Linked DNA regions of Homo sapiens: region 2 is linked to region 1. A link is a loop called in an ENCODE intact Hi-C map of the cell type or tissue named here. Cell type or tissue: breast epithelium. All regions are shown on one strand. Each heading gives the region's core, and the rest is flanking DNA. Links, peaks and the distances in the headings are about the cores only.

Evidence for each region. A loop is a pair of places that touch in the nucleus more often than their neighbours do. Peaks named below come from ENCODE experiments on the same cell type or tissue, not always from the same donor. Only the 100,000 strongest peaks of a DNase experiment are listed, where the experiment ranks them.
Region 2: it touches region 1 in a loop (16-fold over the local background); 8 of 110 quality-filtered maps call a loop at or near these places.

Annotation. Positions count from the first base shown.
Region 1 is chr11:36,105,769-36,117,075 of GRCh38, forward strand. All of the region lies in intron 4 of LDLRAD3 (low density lipoprotein receptor class A domain containing 3), which reads left to right. Among named protein-coding and RNA genes, the nearest start is that of MIR3973, 100 kb to the left of the region's middle. RefSeq lists enhancers at 788-1,731, 2,377-2,902, 2,903-3,426, 3,951-4,474, 4,247-4,426 and 2 more. In breast epithelium, for the core only: no CTCF peak of the experiment used is centred there; no DNase peak of the experiment used is centred there.
Region 2 is chr11:36,032,195-36,043,501 of GRCh38, forward strand. LDLRAD3 (low density lipoprotein receptor class A domain containing 3) reads left to right here. Exons shown (of 6, transcript NM_174902.4): 2 at 3,909-4,055. Among named protein-coding and RNA genes, the nearest start is that of MIR3973, 28 kb to the left of the region's middle. RefSeq lists enhancers at 925-1,219, 6,477-6,984. In breast epithelium, for the core only: no CTCF peak of the experiment used is centred there; a DNase peak (open chromatin) is centred at 5,037; H3K27ac peaks cover 276 bases.

The sequences.
Region 1 (11,307 bases), core at 1,626-9,625:
TTTGATCTTGGACTTCTGGCCTCTGGAACGAGGAGACAATACATTTCTATTGTTTTAGCTGCCTAGTCTGTGGTACTTTGTTGCAGCAGCCGTAGCCAACTAATACAGTCCCCGAGAAGTCACACTTAAGCAAGGCACAGCCATTCACTAAGTGCCAGAGCAGAAATATAGCCAAGAGGATGTGAAACTGCCAGAGAGTGATCAGAGTAGAGTGCAAGAGCGAAGGAAAGTGAGCTTCCAAGGGAGACTGGAAGTGCTGGATGCTGTGTGGGAACTGGACAGTTGCCGGTAAAGAATCCCCTTGGCAGGGAGAGCTGGAAGTAAAGAATCGCCTCGGTAAGGAGAGCTGCTAGTAAAGAATCGCCTTGGTAGGGAGAACTCCTGGTCTGCCTATGGTGTGGGACTTGGTAGAGCCATGCTTGGTTAGGAGGACACCTCCCAGCCTGTATTTCAAGTTCATTTTCTGTACTTGGTGCACAGACCTCATTATCTCTCTCTACAACAGCCCCAGACCTGGAGTCAGTGGAGTCAGAACCCTTCCATGTTCCTTGAAAGCCATGGCCTAATCCATCAATATCTGTGTTCTAAGGACCTTGGACAGTTGCACTTTCCCCTTGGAGTTCTAATGCCTAAGTTAGCTGGTGACTGACCTTGATTTATTGCTGGATTCTGGGCTCACAGTGAATATATATGTATCTATGAGAAGAAAGAATTAGGGACAGTGACTGCTTCTTGCCTTACCCTCTCAAATAGATACCTCAAATAAAACCTCAGAGGTGGGGAACCCCAGGAGGAGGGTCCTAAGGGCTGCTAGGCAGAGGGGTCACCAAATCAGACCAACACTGCTAACTCTGTGGCTTTTGTGTCCTGCATCCGTGATGACCAGGGTATATTGTATATAGTTCATCGAGGGAACTGTCCTTTAGCTACTGCTGAAACTTGGAGTTTGGTGTCCCTTCACACGCTCCACCTACCCCAAACCCACCACCACCATATGGGGTCTGTGATAGACTGGATTTTTACTTTCAGTTCTTCACTCCCTCCCTCTGCTGTGTGACCTGGCAGAATGGCCAGAGGAAATGTCCCTGCCCCGTGGATGCGGGGCTTGCTTTGGCCCGTGGTGTGTTGGCAGTCAGCATGAGACCAGCATGGCCTCTTGCATCTCAGAGATCTTCCTGGAGAAGAATATACCCTGGGCGCTGCTGGTCCAAGGAGAATGCAGTGGCACATGGAACTGACCCGGACCCACCCTGCAGCTCAGGATCTGTCCCAGCTGAAGCCAGCAGAGCCACAGCCAGCCTGCAGATCCAGGAGAAGCCAGTGAATCTTTGCTGTTGTAAACCACTGAGATTTTAAGATGTGTCTGCTACATAGCAAAACTGATTGATATTAGATCCTCAGGAAATGTCTGTCTGTAATTTTTCTTTTTCTTTTTCTTTTTTTTTTTTTGAGACAGAGTTTCACTCTTGTCACCCAGGCTGGAGTGCAATGGCGCGATCTTGGCTCACTGCAACCTCCACCTCCCAGGTTCAAGCAGTTCTCCTGCCACAGCCTCCCGAGTAGCTGAGAGGCGCCCGCTACTATGTCTCACTAATTTTTGTATTTTTAGTAGAGACGGGGTTTCACCACGTTGGCCAGGCTGGTCTTGAACTCCTGACCTCAGGTGATCTGCCCACCTCAGCTTCCCAAAGTGCTGGGATTACAGGTGTGAGCCACCATGCCCAGCCTCTGTTTGTAGTTTAACAGGTATAGTCATGTGCTGCATAATGACATTGCAGTCAACCTACATATATGACTGTGGTCCCATGAAATTATAATACCATGTCTTTACTGTATTTTTTTATGTTTAAATACACAAATACTTGCCATTGTGTTACAGTTGCCTACAGTGTTCAGTACAGTAACATGCCGTACAGGTTTATAGCCTAGGAGCAGCAGGCTGTACCATATAACCTAGGTGTGTAGTAGGCTCCTCCTTCCAGCTTTGTGTAAGTTAATTCTATGATGTGCACCCCATGATGAAATCGCCTAATGATGCATTTCTTACAATATATCCCTGTCGTTAAGCAACGCATGACTGTATTTTTGATTGCTACTGTGTGCCAGGCATTATGCCCAGGAGACAAAGGCACGTACCAAATTTTGTTAAATCTTAAAATGCCATCTATTGTAAGAGCTATCATTATTTTATGTTTTGCTGAGAAAGAAACAATACTGACCATTAAATTATGGCACAGTGTTGTTTTTAAGATGCATTCCAGGCCAGGCACGGTGGCTCACTCCTGTAATCCCAGCACTTTGGGAGGCCGAGGTGGGCAGATCACGAGGTCAGGAGATCAAGATCGAGACCATCCCGGCTAACACAGTGAAACCCCGTCTCTACTAAAAATACAAAAACAAAATTAGCTGGGCGTGGTGGTGGGTGCCTGTAGTCCCAGCTACTCTGGAGGCTGAGGCAGGAGAATGGTGTGAACCCAGGAGGCAGAGCTTCCAGTGAGCCGAGATCGCGCCATTGCACTCCAGCCTGGGTGACAGAGCGAGACTCCATCTCAAAAAAAAAAAAAAAAAAAAAAAAAAAAAGATGCATTCCAGTTTCAGAATGTTAAAATGTAAAATAAAAATTGTATCTTAGAATTGAAGAACGGTAATAGGGAACCAGACAAATGTGGTCTCTGCTCTAATAGAGCTCATATTCTATAGGAAGAGCAGGTGTTCGGTTGGTCAGTAGCGTGAGGAATGTGTTGCAAGGACAGGCGCAGGACACTCTGGAAGTGAATGGCAGGGCAGTCAGTGGGGTGCTAAGTCTTTCTCAAGACAAGATGCTGAAGTTGAAACCAGAAGGATGGGGAAGAGTTACTGGACAAGAGAGAGGAGGGTCAGCGGAGAAGGATCCTTCCAGGCAGAGAGAATGGCAGGTAAGCAGATCCCAAGGTGAGAAACAGCGTGATGCATTTGAGGAACTGGCAGATCCACGTGGCTGCCCTGGGGTGGATGTCAAAGAAAAGCCAGAGCTAGATGGTAAAGCACTAAAAACAAACTTTATCTAGAAAAATGGTTGCCATCAGGGAAAAGAGACCTCAGTATAGAACTGGGTTCAATTCCAAATATAATAGGAAAAGTGGGAATTTTTAGCCAAGCAGTAGGGTGGGGTTAGTGGGTGGAAAATTACTAAGAGGAAACATCAGGGTAAGGGGGGATTCTGACTCAATGGACCTAACAGGATTCTCACTGAAGGCAGGCCAGGAGGATGGTGGAGGATGGTGGAGGATGAGGAACAGGATCAGATATCAAGGGTGAGCATGTGGCAGATGGAGGATTTTGCTAAACTGACTCATAGGGCTTTTGCTAGAATCAGACAATGCAGAGAGGAACGCAGAAGCCCCAAAGCTAGGGCTTCTTTGAGAAGAGAGCTCAGAAGAACCGGAGTGGAGTTTGGTCAAGGAGAGAATCTTTGTCATGGACGGGGGAAGAACAGCCTGCAGGGAAGCTGGAGTGGTCCGTGGTGGCCTGCGTGGACTGGGGGCCTGGGAAACCATGGGAAGGATGTTGCGCTCTCTCCCATGGGCCGTGGGAAGCCACGGATAAGACACGTGAAGGTGGGGGCAGTGGGAACATATGGGGGATGGCTTCAGGAAGTATTTCAGGCTAGAATCGCCAAGATTTGATGACAAACTGGATGAGAGTAGCAAGCTGCGTTATCACCATGGGGATACTAATTTTGTGGAACTAGAGAATCTGCCGTATTATTTTCTGATTGTGCTTGCTTTCCACTTTGCTGCTCCAGGCCCCCCACTAGTCTGGGTAATTGAGAGTAAAAGAGCTTATACTTTTGGAATAGAGAGATCTTTGCTTTTTTCTGTCACCAAATAGAACCAAGTGACTAAGCAGGCAGAGATAATTTCTACAGAAGTCGTGCAGGGCATGTGATAGGAGAAGTGCTAATTTTAGTTTAGTTTTCCAAATATGGATGGAAAAAGCTTTATATTTAAAAAAAAATAGTCTGCGTTTAGGGGATCCAATCAAAAATGTCACAACCTGGAATTTGAAGGGTGGTCAGTATTTACGCCAAACCTTGTGGCTGCAAGTGATGTCAAGAGCTTCATTAGAGAGTCCGTAGGAAAGAATCATCACCCTTAAGGAATTCCTGTAGATTTTCATAGAATGAAGCTGCTGGAGGTCCATTTAACAGGAAGAATGTGGAAGCCTTTTTTCCACTTTTAATTTAGAGTTTGAAAGCCCAGCTGGGCTGAGAGAGGCAAAAATGCTGACTCCATTCGAAGAAACTGAAGGAGGCTGGGAGAGGTTGATTGCTGCCTTTGTGTACAGGTGGGGTTTTCTTCTTAGTAATAGAGTGTTTGCATGACAAAAGCTTCCTTTTCTTTAACCACAGCAGCAGGAGTTTGAAGATTTCTGAAACGTCTTTCATTTAGAAGCAAGTCAGAATGATTCTGTACTCAAAGACAGTAGTTGCTTCCTGATAACTTTGTTACTGCGGTAATCTTTAGGGCTGTTTCTTTAGTCTCCCCCATTTCTTTCAGGTGCAGGTTTCCCCTCCTTGTCCCTCTCCAGTTGGTCCCTGCCTCTGTCCTAGCTCTCTCTCCCCGGTGAATGGCGGAGTCCATCCTGGACACCTGGCAGAGTGTGATTCCTCCTGAGGTGGAAGGACTGAGTTTCAGAGCAGTCAGGGATCAGGGGTAGGGCTTGCTGTCTCTCTGCAAGTTTGCTCTGCAAGTTTCTGGAGCCCTAAGACTGCTGTGTTGTGCTGCTTGATTGTAGAGGGGACATTTATCCCTCCATGGACTGACTGCTGTGGCTCTCAGCTCCCCAACCCCCAACACCCTTTGACTCTCTTGGGTCTTTCTAACATTCGTTCATGCACACATCATTTGCAGAGTGCCTGCAATTGCCCGGTCTCACCCAGGTACTGGAAGAAATACAAACTATTATAGATCAGCTCAAAGTTGCTCACAGTCCTGCAAGGGAGAAACATAATAGCCTGCAGATAATTACCCTCAAGTGTGATAAATGCTGTAATAGAGGAATGAGCAGCATGCCGTGGGAGCTTGAGGCTGGCAAGGAGTGACAGTTTTTCCTAGGGGGATATGGCAAGGCTTCAGAGAAATGAAATCGCTGCCCAGTCTTTACAAATACATAAAAATGGACCTGAAAACAAACGTGGGGCTGGGCATCTAGCCAGAGAGGGAATAGTATAGCCAAAGACAGAGATTCTGTATGGCTGGAGCAAAGTGTGCATGTGTATGTGTGGGGAGTGGGAGACGTGAAACTGTTAGGGTGCATTGAGGCTGACTGCTGGGGGCCCCCTCCCTGCAGGATCCAATGAGAAGGTGGAGACAGAGGAAGAAACCCAGGAGAAATGAGATGTTCAACCCTGGAAAAGAAATTCATAGGAGCAGCTCGTTATCACTGCATGCCGTGAGAATTCTGCTTATCCTTGTGTCTTACTGAGCCCTGCTAGCCTACAGGCAGGATGAGCCTGGGGAATCGGGGAATCGTAGACCTGTGAATTTCTAGGGGTGAGAAGAGTTTGGGAAGCTCAGTGACCATAGAAGGGATATCCTCCCCCTCCTGCTTCCAACAAGTGGCTTGAAAAACTTACCTGGGTTATTCAATCAGGTCAGTTATGTCTTTTTTTTTGGCCCCAGTTTGACTTCCTGATAGCTTTGTGGCCAGTGAAAGGTGGAAATGTGCTCTGTGTTGCAAATATGTCAGTTCTTGTCACATCCCCCAAGTACTCCAAGCAGCTCTTTCTTGTTTCCACCTTGTTTTCCTCTCTGGAAACCCACCATGTTATCAGTCTGTTTCATCTTTTTTTTTTTTTTTTCTTTCTCTGAGATGGAGTCTCACTCTGTTGCCCAGGCTGGAGTGCAGTAGAGCGATCTCAGCTCACTGCATCCTCCGCCTCCCGGGTTCAAGCACTTCTCTGCCTCACTCTCCCGAGTAGCGGGGATTACAGGCGCCTGCCACCACACCCGGCTAATTTTTATGTTTTTAGTAGAGATGGGGTTTCGCCATCTTGGCCAGGCTGGCCTGGACTCTTGACCTCGTGATCCACCTGCCTCGGCCTCCCAAAGTGTTGGGGTTACAGGCGTGAGCCACCACGCCCGGCCCAGTCTGGTTCATCTTTAGTTCATTTTGTGGAATGCCTCTAAATGACACTTACCCATCTTCTCCCATTGGTTCTCTTCCTTGAGATTTTGTGCCCTTTATCATGTGTCTGCTGCTCAAATTTGCATCAGTAGGTCAGCTGTTATTGAAACCCTCCTTTTTTTCTTTAAGAAAATTTATTTGTACCTCTACAGCAGAAATAGAGAGAGAATAAGTTTGTGCAAACCACACTTTATGAAATGGATCCTCATAGCACATCCTTTTTAATGCAGGCTTGTTGTTGCAACATTATTCCTGGATTTTCAAAATCCAGCCAACATGGATACCTCTGCTACTCTGAAACCCTCCTTTTTGCAGAGCACATTGCTAGGTGCTGAGAGTCAAGAGAATTCCTATGAGCTGCTTCATTCTAGTAGCTTATTTTTTAATTGAAGAGAAAGACCAGGAATACACAACCATCTCTTTGACCACTACTAACTTGAGAAATGTTGCATAAGGCCTTCTATTTAAAAGTAAACGTGAATTCCCCATATATCCAGAGTGCCAGGGGACTTAATGTATGTTAAATTAGTTGCCCTGTCCTCAGCAACTTCCAGACCGTGCACTCATGACCTTTGGAAGGGGCAGCCCTCTGCTCTCCAAGACACCTCCCTGCCATCTCAGTCATTGTTGACCAAACCTTAAGTGGACAATTGATCCTAGGCTAGTCTGTTTATCAGCTGGCCAGCAGCAAATCAGAATGTCTCTTTCAAAGACACTCAGGGCTGAATCAGCCTTAGGATGCTAAGCAAATCATTCCGTAGGATAGGACACAGTCACATAGAAGCTACAGCTGGGAAAGGCAGAATTCATAGTAGAGAGTGCTGGTCCACCTAGAGGCCAGCCCAAGAGGCCAGAGGTGGCCATCCCCAAAAGAGAGATGGAGAGAGTATTTGCTTTTTTTCCTCAGATGTTTTCCCAAATCCCCAGGAAGCCCAGTATCTCTGCCTTTTCAGTGAAGCCTCTGTCTTCTAGAGTATGCCTTTCCCTTCATTTGAACTGATTTGAGTGGATTGCAAGCTCTTACCAAGAATGGTCAGTGTCAGTCAGTCATACATGGAGTCATGGAAGACCTACATTGCATACCTCTGACAAATAGGAAGGAATGGGAAGACAGGGAAAAGGTTCAGAAAGACAGATATGTGCACATCTTTTGAGGGACTTTTGGGATCTAGTTTCTAGGGTTTCTTCTATGATTCTTTCTCACATTAGGTTCTTAATGTGGAATATTTGAGGTGGCCCAGGGATTCTGTATTAGTTAGAACATAGGGTAAGCTGCCATAACAAAGAGATCCCATCGTGAAGTGGCTAAAATGAGATGCAGGTTATGGCTTAATAAGTGCCTTCGATGAGAAAAAGATCTCTCACTTGGAATACCCCAGAGATGAGCAGTTTAGGCCAACAGGGAGCTCTCCGCTCCTCAGGAATTCCAAGACCACTACAGTGGTTACTATTTCTGAGACATCAGAAAGCGGGGAAGTACAGAAGGAGAAGACTGAAATTAAAAAAAAAAGAAAGAAAAAGGAAATAAGAAGGGGAGACCAGGACAGATAGCTTGATATATAAGAAGATGACCTGAAAGTTATACACATCACTTTCACTGATGATGTGGTTGCCTGATCATGACATATTCACATGACCACACCTAGCTGCAAGGGAGGCTGATCAATGTTTTCTTTCTCATTGTGGGTACTTATATCACCTTTTATATCCTAGGTGTAGAAATCACATAGCATCACTTTTTTTTTTTTTTTTTTTGAGACAGAGTCTTGCTCTGTCATCCAGGCTGGAGTTCAGCAGCATGATCTCAGCCCATTGCAACCCCTGCCTCCCAGGTTCATGCGATTCTCCTGCCTCAACCTCCTGAGTAGCTGAGATTACAGGCCCACGCCACCACACCCAGCTAATTTTTGTATTTTTAGTAGAGACGGAGTTTCGCCATTTTGGCCAGGCCGGTCTCAAACTCCTAACCTCAGGTGATCCACCTGCCTCGGCCTCCCAAAGTGCTGGGATTACAGGTGTGAGCCACCATTCCCAGCCAACTTCTGCCATACTCTATTGATCAAAATAGTCAGGACTTTCTATAATATTATGAAAAGGCAGAAAGGGAGATTGGATGGGTACTGGGGATTGATTAGCCACAGTCTTTGCCACAGACTCTTTTGGACTGAGCCGATAGGTCAAAGGTTAGCTTATGCAGTAGCATGGGCTGTAGGTTTTTTGCACTGATCAACACCGGAACTTTTAGAAGACTTTTAGAAGATTTGTTGCTGCTGTGAGTGACATCAGTTCACACAGCCTGAGAGAGAACTCTCAGTCCATGCTGTCCCTCCTTGGGCTCACTCAAGTGAAATGGGTCGAGCTGCAACACTGTGCGGTGCCAACCGGGAGAAATCTGCCTATCGGGGCTGAGAGACATCCTGTAGTGGCTGCCCGTCTCCTTTGCCCCAAATGTCAAGTGGAAGAGGTGCTTCACATATTTATTTCTTCCTACATGGGCTCATTTATTGTAAGCCCATTGTGACCCTTGGAAAGCCAAGCTTTTATCTTGATTTTGGAGTGTGATCAAGGTGACAGTTGTTCTCTGGATGACAGGAATCTGACTTTGGTTTTGCTTTTTCCATAGAGGTCAGTTGGCCTCAAATTTGGGCCAATTTGCATCTGGAGGAGACCTCCAAGGACAGATGCCTTGTCCTCATTAGCTAATTTGTCAGGCAGTCTTTCCTGTGTGGCACAGAACCTTTTATAGATTTTTCCTCAAACTCGTTTTGGTTGGCCAGTGCCTGCCTGCCTTTCTTTCTGGAAATGTGCTGTGTATTTGTGGGGACGTGACTCCATGGTGCGTCTCTCTTCCCAATACATTCCCTTTCCCCTATCCACAGCCCTGTTACTTCTGTCTTTCTTCCACTCTCAGTGCAGCAATTTTAAAGTACATCCACAGATTCTTTGGCACTCCTACCTTTGAGAGGTACAGACTGTGTCCCTACTTCTGGAAACTGGGCCAGCTATTGTGACTATTTTGATCAGTAGAGTATGGCAGAAATGATGCTATGTGATTTCTACGAATAGGATATAAAAGGCGACATGGCCTCTTCCGTGTCCAGAATACCCCTCTTGAGAGCTTCAGCCACCATGTGAATGTGGTGCCCTGAGACTGCCATATTGTGAGGAAGCCCGAACTATCTACACAAAGAGACCCTGGAGAGGCCAATGAGAGGAGAGAGATGCTTGGGCCACCCCTGGCTGCTTCAGCCACTGCTGTCCCAGCTGCAGATACTGTCTGACTGCAATGACTTGTGAGACCTGGAACCAAAACCACCGCTTCCTTCTCAAATTCCTAAACCATAGAAACTGTGAGAGATGATAAAGATGGTGTTAAATTTGGGGATGATTTGTTATGTAGTAGTTGCTGATTGGAACCTCAGTCAATAAAAAGGCATCTCCTTGCTGCATCGTCAGTGTGCTCGTCTTGATAGAGAAGCTAATAGTAGGTACCCATTTTCAGAGTCTTACTTTTCCTAGGGGCAGCTCGAACCTTTCACTGGACCCCCGCTTCCCAAGAGAGCATTCATGTGGCCCTTGTGTTCCTGAACTCTGTCAAAGATGACCACTCCCTGAGGTTGCACACGAAGGCCAGAAAGGCTACTGACCTCAAGCTCTGCTGTGTCATGTTTCTGTCACACACAGCTATTCCTTATCACCCCACGGTCACATCCGCAAAAGGACGCCCCAGTCCCTCCTCACCTCAAGCATCATCCAGCGAGGCTGTATATGGTGCTTCTGATGGAAGCTGAGCCTGAGTCCCTGATCCCTCACTTCCTTGGCATGAGACTGAAGCCTGAGATACCTTTACTTTCTCTGTGCCAGGCCTGTGCTAGGCATGGAGGATATGGAGGAGAACATTAGATGTGAGAAAGTTTTTAAAAATAAAGTCCTTCTGCTTTGGGTATAAATCTCAGGAGTAAGCTAGTTTTGCAAGGCCTCCCCCTTACCTTAGCATGTATATTAACATATTCATGATATAAAACATTAAGAGCCCAGGTTCTGGATAGGTCAGGCAACAGCTGTACCACTTAGTAGCTCTGTGATTTTGAGCAAGTTACTTAACCACTCTGAGCTTCACAAAGGCAACCAGGCCTGCCTCTAGGATTGCTGGGAGGAAATGTGAGAAAGGCTGTCCAGCACTTAGCAGGTACTTCTAAGTGTGAGTTCCATTCCCCATGGACCACCATTCCCCTATATAACCAGCAACCATCAGAGCTACCAGCCCAAGCCATTCCATCTTTCGAAAAACACCAAATTGAAGAACCAGATGGGTTCCCCAGTGTACTCTGTCTCTGACAGCTGACAAGGGTTTTCTTTTTCCTGCCTACCAGCAAGAAGCCAGCGTCCCAGCTTGGTTCCATCTGGTATCTTGCTTCCTGGCCTAACAAAAAAAGGAAATACCAGTGGAATGTTCACATATAGCTGGGGGTGAAACCGACCCTCTTCCAGGAAGGCGGGGATGGGGGGATGCTCATAAGGCGCTTCTATTGTCTAAAGTGCCCACTATAATAACTCCCCCAATTGTGTTCAGAGAAACTGTATTACAAATAACAGAGCTGAATCTCGTATTAGCCTTTGTTAATTCAGTGTTAGGCACCTGGGATGCATCCTTGGACAAGAGAGACTCCCTGCATTATGTGGTTCTCTTCATTTCTAGTGATTGGCACCTCAGATATCAAGGGAGGAGACTAAAAAAATAAAAAATAAAAAAATAAAAAAATAACAACTGGCACTAGTTTAAAAGCCACGTGTAATTCTTGATTAGTTTTCTTGATTAGTTTGGGGAAATTAACCATATTTTGATTATTTATCAGGACAAAGACTTGCCTTGTCATTGCCTGAGTAACCTTTCTTTTTCTTTTTTTCTTTTTTTTTTTTTTTGAGATAGAGTCTCACTCTGTCACCCAGGCTGGACTTCAGTAGCGCAATCTTGGGTCACTGCAACCTCTGCCTCCCGGGTTCAACCAATTCTCGTGCCTCAGCCTCCTGAGTAGCTGGGACTACAGGCGCGAGCTGCCATGCCCGGCTAATTTTTGTATTTTTATAGAGGTGGGGTTTCACCATGTTGGCCAGGCTGGTCTCGAACTCCTGACCTCA
Region 2 (11,307 bases), core at 1,052-9,051, 74 kb before region 1:
CTTCAACATGTAAATTTTGGGGGGACACAATTGAGCCTGTTACACAGATGAAAGGTAGGTGGAAGAATGTCCGGGGTCAGCAAACAGCACATCTGGAGGCCTCACAGCAGGGGGCACTGAGATGTGTTGCAGGAGATGGTTCGAAATGAATATCTAGAAGCAGGCAGCAACTGGACCATGCTGGGCTTTGTAAACTATGGCCAGAGTTTTAGATTTATTCTGAGGACACGGAGAACCCATCAGTGCATTTTAAAATCTCACTCTGTGTGAAGAGAAGGACCTGGAAGGAGTGAGAAGTGAGAAGTCCAAAGGTTTTTTAATTAAGAAACTAAGGTTTGTCAACCTCAGCACTATTGACATTTTCAGCGGGATGACTCTTCATTGTGGGGGCTGTCTTGTGTATTGCAGGAGGTATAGCAACATCTCTGGACTCTGCCCATTAGACGCCAATAGCACCCCCATCTCCCCATCATGACAACCCAAAATGTCTCCAGACAGTGCCATATGTTCCCAGGGGGGCAAAATTGATCCCTGTTGAAAACCCATGGTTGAAAAGGGCAAGAGATAATGGCGGCTTGGATTGGGTGGTGCCAGTTGAGTGATGCAAATTGGATGGGTTTGAGGCAGGTTTTTGAAGACAGAATCAATAAGATTTAACCTGCCTTTGCCTTAGTTTCTCCTCATGCCTTTTTTTTTTTAGACAGAGTTTTGCTCTTGTTGCCCAGGCTGGAGTGCAGTGGCGTGATCTCGGCTCACTGCAACCTCTGCCTCCCGGGTTCAAGCGATTCTCCTGCCTCAGACTCCCAAGTAGCTGGGATTACAGGTGTGCACCACCACACCCGGCTAATTTTGTATTTTTAGTAGAGAAGGGGTTTCACCATGTTGGTAGGCTGGTCTCAAACTCCTGACCTCAAGTGATCCACCCGCCTCGGCCTCCCAAAGTGCTGTGATTACAGGTGTGAGCTACCGTTACCGGCCCTCCTCATGCTTTGAGTTTGATGATGTCACTTCCCTAAAGCACACGGCTGTGCACCAGCTGCATGCCTAATGCGGTTGCTCAGAAGAGCAAAAAGCATGTGCCTCTCTGTTATTGTTCACCAGGCCCCAGGATCCCTGGTCCTGCTGAGAAAGCACTTTGAGCCCCATGGCTGGCAGGACCACCTGTGTGTAACAGACATGGTATTTAGTCTCTGCATCCACCCATCCATTTGTCAAGTCCATGTGCCGCCAGCCTTATTGACTCTCAGAGCAAGTACTTTGGAATCTAATCTGGCCAATTTTCCCGCTCCAAAAATCTGTTTATCAGAACAAGATTTCACAGTTGCAGTGACGTTTCCAGGGGGGCTTGCCTTGGAGGAGCTAACTCTACAAATGCAAGTGTAAGTATTTCCAAACAAAGCAGAATGACCCTTACATTCCAGGCCCCTGAAGAGTTCTCTGCTACAGAGCAGTTCTCTAACAACAGAGCAGTTGTTAGCAAACAGCTGGAATGTGGGGGTTTTCTGGGTTGAGCATTTGTTGTCTGGCTAGTATCCAGTACCTGGCTGCCCTTCTAGGGTCCCCCTCAAGCCCTTGCCTGGAGATGGTGAATTGGTTTCATGTTCTTCTCAGGGTTGTTGGTGGCTTTCTGGAGTCCGGTCTTGAGAGGGAGTCTCATATTGATTCTTGGCTCGGTGGAACAGAGCATCATGATTAATTAGGGATGGCTGACTTTGCACTACAATAGGAGAAATTGCAGCAGAATAGGAGAAATAGTAGCATAATACCTTTGCATTTCCTAACAATCAGAGCTGCATGATTTTTGAATTCCATGTTGTTCCATGCTCTGGGCTACGTCTTCCTGCACAGAGTCTTTGCTGACACTGTTCTCTAGACCTGAAGGGTGCTTACTTTTTATCTCTGTGTGTCTATCAACATCCACTGTAGATGCTACCCTCTTTCTCGGAATCTTTTTTGATTTATTTGAATTTTGACTTTATCTTAAGGACACCAGGGAGCCATTCAATGACCTTTTAAAGTTAAGAAATGATTCATTTGGTGTTTAGACAGATCCTTCTGGCCACAGAGGGGAGAGTGGGTTGGAGAGGGGCAAGCTGGCAGGCAGGGAGGCCAAGTTGGGAAGTTGTGCTGTGCAGCAATCCCTGTAAGAAAGGGTGGCTGCTTTGGCTGGAGTCGCAACTGTGGCAATGGAGAGTCGGGGACTGGCCACATATAGGGGTTGATAGATTGAGGAGGGGACAAGGGAGATTTCTAGGATTCTGATGTGGGCAGTTGGGCAGGGTAGAGCCCCTCATTGTAGTTTCTCTCCTGGAGTTCTCCAGTGAGCGATGAAAGCTCATTTTCAGTAATGAAACGTGCATGTGCGTTATTAATTCTGTATAATGCAGCAGATGGTCTACAAGGGAAATTCCATGCAACAAGGCCGGTGGGGTGTTGCTTGCCTGTGACGGTGTCCATTGCAATTGGTTGTTGCCCGCTTGTTCTAGTTATAAAATATTTTTAGTATCACCCCAGTGGTACTATCACCAGACTACAGAATTAGTGCTCATCTGTGTTTGGAAAAGCCAGGGGACACGTCAGAGGAAAGGCGACATATTTGTTTGCTGAAGGGTGTGTATGGATTTACTGGGAGACCCAGCAGGCCGAAGGGCATCCCTGGTAAAAAGAACAGCACGCATAAAGGATAGTGGCCTGTAGGAGGATATGATGTTAGGGATCTGGAAATCTAGAGATGCTTCTCTTTGGCAAGGTTTATGAAAGAGAATCAGGGACCTTCTCTTCTGCTACCCCGAGGCGGGTCTAGACATCCCTGTTCTTATTTTGCTGTGTGTGCCTTTCCAGCCTAAAGGTATAATAAGCCCTAGCCTTTATCTCTGCATCTTTAGAACATAGCACAAGTATCTGGTCATAAATGTCCAGTAAATGCTTATGGAATGACTCAGGAGGGAGCTCTGGAGTTGTGGTGTGCTGAAGGACTGGTCTTTTTTTTTTTTTTTCCTGCTTTTCCCCAAAACTCTTTTACTCACATGGCTCCTTATCTCTCAGCCATTGATCACAATGGATCAGACTGGTCAGATCGATCAGATCCTGGCTCCCTTGAAAATCTCCCCCCAGGGTCTACTGGTAGATGAACTCAGCACCCTGCCCACCTCCACCGCCACAGCACTGGTGTTCTCTCTTTGCTTTCTAGCCTGAGGGTTGGCTGTTCGGGTTGGGGGCTTTGGCACTTTATGACCATGTTCAGTGGAGTTGAATCTGAACTTGCAGCTTGGTTCTCAGCTTCCAGTAACTCTTGAAAGGCAATTCCATGACCTTGGGACCCTGCTGGAGGTTACAAATCCCAAGTTCAAGATTCAATGTGGCCTTTTCTACCTGTGCCACCTCAGGCAGGTTGGTTTTATAGGTCTGGGCTCCTGTTTCCTAGAGTGAAATGATCTCCCGGTATTCCTTCCAACTTGGCCCAACTTCAAGGATTCTGTGATTGTAAGGGCTACAGAGTGTGAGGCCTGGAAAGATCTTGCAGTTCCTAATGTTGGAGACATTGGGAGTCCAGTGCTCACTCCTGTCTAGAATTTTAATTTTTAACCACTGCTGATGGCCAGAAAAGAACATTTGGATTTTACAACCAGTCTTTGATGGAGAAAGAAAAAAAGTCAGTGAACACCCATTTTGTGCCTGACATTCAAGTATGTTTGTTCCCTGTATTTCTCCATTTAGTCCTCTCAGAATCTCTGGAGGTGGACTGGGGCAGATTATTAGTCCATTTCACAGATGAGGAAACTGAAGGTCAGAGAGGTTGAGTCATCTACCAGAAGTCTCACCTATACCAAACCACACACCTTTCAGTTGAGGGGCGCTGAGGTCCCTGCTGTTGCTGTGCCGTCTGACCTGTCCCCTCTCTCTGACAGAGAGCCAGCTGCTCCCCGGGAACAACTTCACCAATGAGTGCAACATACCAGGCAACTTCATGTGCAGCAATGGACGGTGCATCCCGGGCGCCTGGCAGTGTGACGGGCTGCCTGACTGCTTCGACAAGAGTGATGAGAAGGAGTGCCGTGAGTGGCCTGGCCCTTTGCTGGGGTGGGGTGGCAGCCATCCTGGGGCAGAGGGGAGCAGGTCCTGAGCAGGCTTAGACCCTGCACACTCTGCTTGCTGCAAGCTGGTGGTTTTGTGCCTCTTGCCAGCAGTCCTGCTTCTTTGCTGTATCTCCATCTCAGAGTCACATGCTCTGTGTAGACACAGGGATCTTGGTGGTGGTGGAGCCAACGCTTTGAGAGAGCAGAAGGTTTTACCATCAGGCTCTACTAATCCCTACCCTGGAGTCCCATCCTTGCCTTCGCTTTATGTACGAGCCAACTGAGCATCCCAGAGGTTATGTGGCTGCAGCATCTTAAAACCAGCAAGTGGCACATTGGACTTGGGAACCCAGGGCTGCCTGACACCAGAGTCCATGCTGGTGACCATCTTACAGAGCACCGTGGAATTTTCTTGATGATTAAATGAGGCATAGCATCCTGCCAAGTATTCAGCATGGAGTTGGGACTGAATACATAGTAACGTGCTTTCCCATCCCCTTTTCTCTGCCGATAGATATGGCTTGAGCTTTGCTGGGGACATCATCTTCTAATGGGCACCACCAGGATCAAATGGTTTTGTGATCCTTCCCACCCCACCTCCTTTTCTGCCCTTTACCTGTTTCATGACGCCGAAACATGCATGAGATTTGGGTTGATGATCATCTACGAGAAAAGAGGCACCGGGGATGTGAGTTGAGAGGGGTCCGTGGTGTCAAATGATCCTGCTCCCTGCCCTGCAGAGGTGTATTTCTCTTCCTCTTCAGTTTGTCTCTGCAGAGTGAGCTTGGCCATGGTGCCCTGTGTGGTTGTCCTCCTGGGTGCCCTGGTAGGTAGGAAGCATGACTGACAAGTGGTGGGCACAGGGTTGTCTCACAGGGGATTGCCTTGAGACCACATGACTGGACGATGGTTCCTGGCTCTTTCATGTGCTTTGGGCACCAGGCCACGTGGCCTGTCTGACAGGAGAACTATGTGTCCTGGCTCTGAGCCTGCTGTCTCCCTGGAAGCCAGCTGAGGAAATAGCTGAAGACAGGTTAATCATTTGAACTTTTTTTTTTCCCTGAAACGGAGTCTTGCTCTGTCACCCGGGGCTGGAGTGCAGTGGTGTGATCCCGGCTCACTGCAACCCCCACCTCCCGGGTTCAAGCGATTCTCCTGCCTCAGCCTTCTGAGTAGCTGGAGTACAGGCACCCACCACCGTGCCCAACTAATTTTTGTATTTTTATTAGAGACGGGGTTTTACCATGTTGGCCAGGCTGGTCTCAAACTACTGACCTCATGATCCGCCCACCTCAGCCTCCCAAAGTGCTGGGATTACAGGCATGAGCCACTGTGCCCAGTCAGTCATTTGAATTTTTAACATATTTCTGACCAGAATTTGGGGCCGAGTCTGTTGACGCATGGGAACGGGCACTGGCTTTGGAGTTCACACACCTCTGGAGCAAGCTGCCCCCTCTGAAACTGGTCCTTCGCCCATCCAAGGGGTCCCATATCCCCAGTGCCTGCTCCTGCCCTTCAGAGAAGTTTTTGGGATGGGAAAATTGGGGGTGTGTTATTTGGGGAGAATATTTCATACTGCTTGTTGCATATGATCTTTCTGAATTGATCACTATACACACTGAATTTTTATTTTTGCAGAATTGTTTGTTTGTTTATTGTTTTCCAGCCCAGGCTGGAATGCAATGGCATGATCACAGCTCACTGCAGCCTCGACCTCCTGGACTCAAGTGATCCTCCCACTTTGATCCCCCTAGTAGCTGGGACCACAGGAGTGCGCCGTCACGCCTGGCTAATGTATTTTTATTTTTTGTAGAAACAGAGTTTCACCACGTTGCCCAGGTTGCTCTTGAACCCCTGAGCTCAATAATCCATCTACCTCCGCCTTCCAACGTGCTGGGATTACAGATTACAGATGTGAGCCACCAAGCCCGGCCTGCAGAATTATTTTTTAAAAGTATTATTATGTCTATTTTAGCTTTTCTCTGTTTCTAACATGGCCTCAGAATTACTAGAGCTATAACATTAGTAATCTGAGCAAATGACATAGTATGGGTGAGCTCTGTCATCTGTCTGGTTTTGAGGATTTATTAAACACTGTACAAGTGTGCCAAGTTACCATTTTTGAGATATGGTGTATATTTCAACTTCGGCACATACGGATTATCGTTAGCTGACCTGGGAATGTTTGGCACATGATCAGTTTCTGAAAGAACGCAGGATTAAGGAGTTGATTCCTAAATTGTATGCCCAGCTTTGTCAATAGCAGCTGTGTGATATTAGTGCATTCTATGGCATTCTGTGTCCTGTCACTCCAGTCTCATGATTTTAGAATTCATGCTCAAACTGGAAGACATGGTGGAGAGCAAATGTTTTTAAAAAAGATGTTGCCGGCAGCTGCCTGGAGCTGCTTGGTTTGGTTTGGAACAGGCTCATTCTTGGCTATTCTCCATTATTTTTTTCCCCTGACTTCCTACCCTTAACCCCCAAGTGTGGTGGAGGTTTGAGTGGCATTTATTTAGTCCTTTGAGCAAAACATAATTAAAAAACCATGCGCCCCAAACATACATTAACCTCTCTCTGTAGCCCTTCTTTTTTTGTCTTTAAATCGTGAAAACAGAACATTAGAAAGTTTAGACAGTAGAGGGAAGGAGAAAAAGTCCCTTTTCTAAAACAAATTCTACTTTCATTTAAAATTTCTTTCTTTTTTTTTTTTTTTTAGACGGAGTCTTGCCTCTGTCACCCAGGCTGGAATGCAGTGGCGTGATCTCGGCTCACTGTAAGCTCCGCCTCCCGGGTTCACGCCATTCTCTCGCCTCAGTCTCCCGAGTAGCTGGGACTACAGGCGCCCGCCACTACGCCCGGCTACTTTTTTGTATTTTTAGTAGAGACGGGGTTTCACCGTGTTAGCCAGGATGGTCTGGATCTCCTGACCTCGTGACCCGCCCGCCTCGGCCTCCCAAAGTGCTGGGATTACAGGCGTGAGCCACCGCGCCCGGCCTAAAATTTCTTATATATTCCCTTTCAGCCTAGGAGTGAGGGTGTGAGCCCTTGAGAAGGCCGATTTGTGTCAAAATCAGAGCCCTTCTTCCCCCTTAGGGGGCTGTGTGATCGTGGGAAACTTACCAGAATGTTCTAAACTTTAGCCTTTGGGAGGTTTAAAGAGAATTCTTTAACCTCCTGGTGCCTCAATTTCCTCCTCTCCAAAATGGGGGTAATAAGGCTTCTGATACTTAACAGTGTTGTGAAATTTTAACCTGTATGAAGCACGCAGCACAGTGCCTGTATACAGTAAGTGGCTTGTAAACATTAACTGCTATTGGTTAAATCTGTATCAACTATTTTATTTGGTCGTTGTCATGGGGAAATACGGTTCAATTATCTGCTTTTTTCTACTTAACATTAGAGGCCCTTGGCCACATTCTATATTGAGGATTCACAGTTGTTTTGGGAGGCTGCCTAATGCTCTGTCAAGTAGTGACACTGTAACTTAACCATCCCTCTATGTTTCAGTCTCTTCTGTTTCAGTCTCTTCTGCACTTTTACTTCTGCTGGTCAAAATGTTTAGGATCATTTAAAGAACTTATGCATAACCAGACGACAGAAATATACAATGGTTTCAGCCAGAGTCAGGGTGGACAGGGCTGAGGTCTCCAGGGTGACCAACTTGACCACCTTTTCAAGGATGATGGAAACGGCTGATGTGGAATTTCTGCCGCCTTCCCGGAGGGAGGGAGACTGGTTCTGTGTCTTGCTTATGAGCTACAAAGCCCTTTCTCTGATTCTTTGGAGCAACTGGGTACTTAAGGGGAGGTGAGTGAAGGTGGCAGTGTTCTCGCCTCGGAGAGGTGATTACTTCAAGTGCCCTGTGGAGCTTTGGCATTGGAAAGATAATACGCTTCTTAAAAAAGAATTCTTGCCCTTTTCGAAGGGCAAGAAAGAGCCTGGAGAGGTGTGTCATGGTGGGATATGAGGCAGTGAGCAGCTCTTCTGTATCCACAGCAGAGGAAGGATTTTTACCAGACAGGAAGATTTTTTTTTTTTAATCGTGACGGTAATAAGATCACATATTGTAAAAATTGAGGGCAGAGAAGGAGGAAAAGCATCTGTACTCAGATCCACTATTGGCATCCTGGAAGTTCTCATTCAGGCTTTTCCCCAGTGTAATCGCCAGGGGTGTACAGTTTTATATTTTGACATTTTCTCATGTAACATTTCAACCTGTTAACAGTTTTTCTGTATCTCCCCCCATTTTTCTCTTTATCATTTTTAGTGCCATTAACTTGCTATAATATGGTTTATTTACACATAATTTGGCATTTCTCTTCTTTCCAGTTTTCCACTATGGGAAACAGTGCTCACTTGTGAACAGGAGGGTGGACATGACTTTCCCTCTGTTTTGAGAAATTTGCTTAGGCTAAATTCTCAGAATTAAAATTACTGGGTTGGAGGGAAGGCGCCTTTTCTGGCTCTTGACACCGACTGCCGACTTGTTTTGCTAAAGGTTTGCACCAGTTTGTTGGCAACATGTGAAAACTATGACTTTATTTTAGTCTTGGCAGCCCTGGGTAACATCTTTAAAAAATATTTTTCTGGTTAATTTAATAATTGAAAAGTTACTTTTTTTAATTAAAAAAAATTATCTAGCTAGATTGAGTGTTTTCCCTTACCTCTAGTTACTAGTTTTATTTCTTTGTGAGATACCTATTGATGGACTAATATTAATTTCCAGCTGAGTTAAGACATTAGATTTTCTGCCTCTTGAATCTGTAGAAGAGGGTCATTTTGGGACACTTTGAGTATATTTCTGTTCTTGGTTAGTGGAGTGCCCTCAGTGATAGTTTTATCCAAATAACTTAAAAATAAAATAAAAGGAATAAAGATAATGTTTTACAAAAACGAGGAAGCTCCATGGAAGTCCTGATTATGAGGAGAGCTTATTAGAGCTTCCTCTAGGCCACACTATCCCAGGCATTTTACATTCTATTGATTCATTTGATTATTGCGGAAGCCTTATTAGTAACCGGCTGGTGTCATCTCCAGATGAGGAAATTGAGCAGTAGAGCGATTACATGGAGCTTGCCTGTTGGCCCAGAAAATAAGTCTCCATAACCTTCCTCCATCAGAGACCCCCAGTGGGGGCTTTCAGTCTTTTTCTCTAGGTATCTGTTACCCTGCTGAAATGGAATCTTACTGCTATCATGACATATTATCATGTCAAACCTGCTTTTTAAAAAGATTCTAAAAACGTCAATAATGGTTTCTTATAGAAATGAATATTTACATGGCCGTTAGTCCTGGGAGTCTCTGAAATGTTTTCCTTGAAGAGACTGTCCTTTGATTAGTGCTCCCCTCTGTAATAAAGCAGCAGTCCAAATTTCCAGAACCCACAGGGGACCAGGGGTCAAGAGCCTTAAGATCTTTTTCCAGTTCTGTGTTGATTTTAGCTGCTGTCTCTCCGTGTTCTAACCAAGTGGTTGAGGGGATCTTGAATGTTTGGGGTCGTCTTCCCAAGGCGGTTCATTTTCTTCTTTGGAAAGTTACACTGATTGATGTCTTTGACTTTCCATGTACAGACCTGGCCCTTTATGTTTGGTGGGTGTGTTTGGTTGAGGGGGGTGTGGAGGAGGGATAAATTTGAGGACTTTGTTAAATGATAAAATATTAATGAATCTCCAAATCCAGAGATAGAAAAGTAGGTGCAAAAATGGGATTTGAATTTTACTTGCTTTTACTGTTCCTGACCGTTTCTTGAACATGTGTTATTATTGCTCTGGTGTAAAGGCATAAATCCATGAGATAGGGTTGAGAGGGCAAGTTTGGGCAAATGATCACCACGAAATATAAGAGCAAGAAAGCTGGGGTTGAGATTGTTCAGGCTCCATACTCTTCCTCTTTTCCTTTTTAGCATCTGCCTCGTCTTCTGCCTCTAGGTGGTGCCACATATATTTTCTTTTAAACTTGCACTGCAGGGCAAGTAGAGATGTGGGGAAAAAGTTGGATTCTGAGTTATCCTTTACCTTTTCTAAGCTTTACCAGGAATTCAGCTGTTTCTCTAGGGCACCTAATGCCGGCTCCACACACCAAATGCCTCTGGAAATCAGGAAGCTTTCATAGGATGGATAGAGCTTGCTGCTGCTTCTCTTGGGCCGTTCTGTCATTTCTCAAAGAAGGGGATGTGTTGGCTGATGAGCTGTGGCTTAGAAAGGCAACCTGTCAGTCATTGTGTGCAGCTGCAGTGGGCTCAGTTCTCCCCATCACTCTGTAGAAAGCAGAACTGGCACAACACTATCATTTTGGGTTGAATTATAGCCCAGCCTTCCCCCACAATTTTCCTGTGTTGAAGTCCTAACCCCCAGTATTTCAGAATGTGACTTTATTTAAAGATGGAGTTTTATAAAGGTAACCAAGTAAAAATGAAGTTGTTAGGTGGGTCCTAATCCAATACGACTGGAGTCCTTATGAAAAGGGGAAATTTGGAAGCAGAAATATGTACAGAGGGAAGATGATGTGAAGACTTGGAGCAAGAAGACAGCTGTCTACACTCCAAGGAGAGGGCCTGGAACAGATCCTTCCATCACAGCCCCCAGAGGGAATCAACCCTGCTAACACCTTGATTTCAGACTCCTGGCCATCAGAACTGTGAGACAGTGAATTCTGTGGTGGAAGCTGTCCAATTTGTGGTACTTGGTTATGGCAGCCCTAGCAAACTAATACGACCATCAAACTATCTCCTTTGTTTAAAAAAAAAAAATTATTATAGGCTGGGCATGGTGGCTTATGCCTGTAATCCCAGCACTTTGGGAGGCCAAGGTGGGCAGATCGTTTGAGCCCAAGAATTTGAGACCAGCCTGGGCAACATGGTGAAATCCTGACTCTACTAAAAATACAAAAATTAGCTAGATGTGTTGGCGGGAGCCTGTAATCCCAGCTACTTGGGAGACTGAGGCACAAGATTTACTTGAACCTGGGAGGTGGAGGTTGCAGTGAGCTGAGATTGTGCCACTGCACTCAAGTCTGAGTGACAGAGTGAGACCGTATCTCAAAACAAACCCCAAAAATTATTATATAGTGAATGATAGCTTCCTGCAGCTGTCTAACAGGCTGACGTCTGCAGACATCCTGCTTTCATTTTTTTCCTTTAACAATTTGCAAGTAAGAATCTCACTGTTATGGGTCAAATTGTATCTTCCAAAAGGATATAGGATATGTTGAAATCCAAACCCCCGGTATC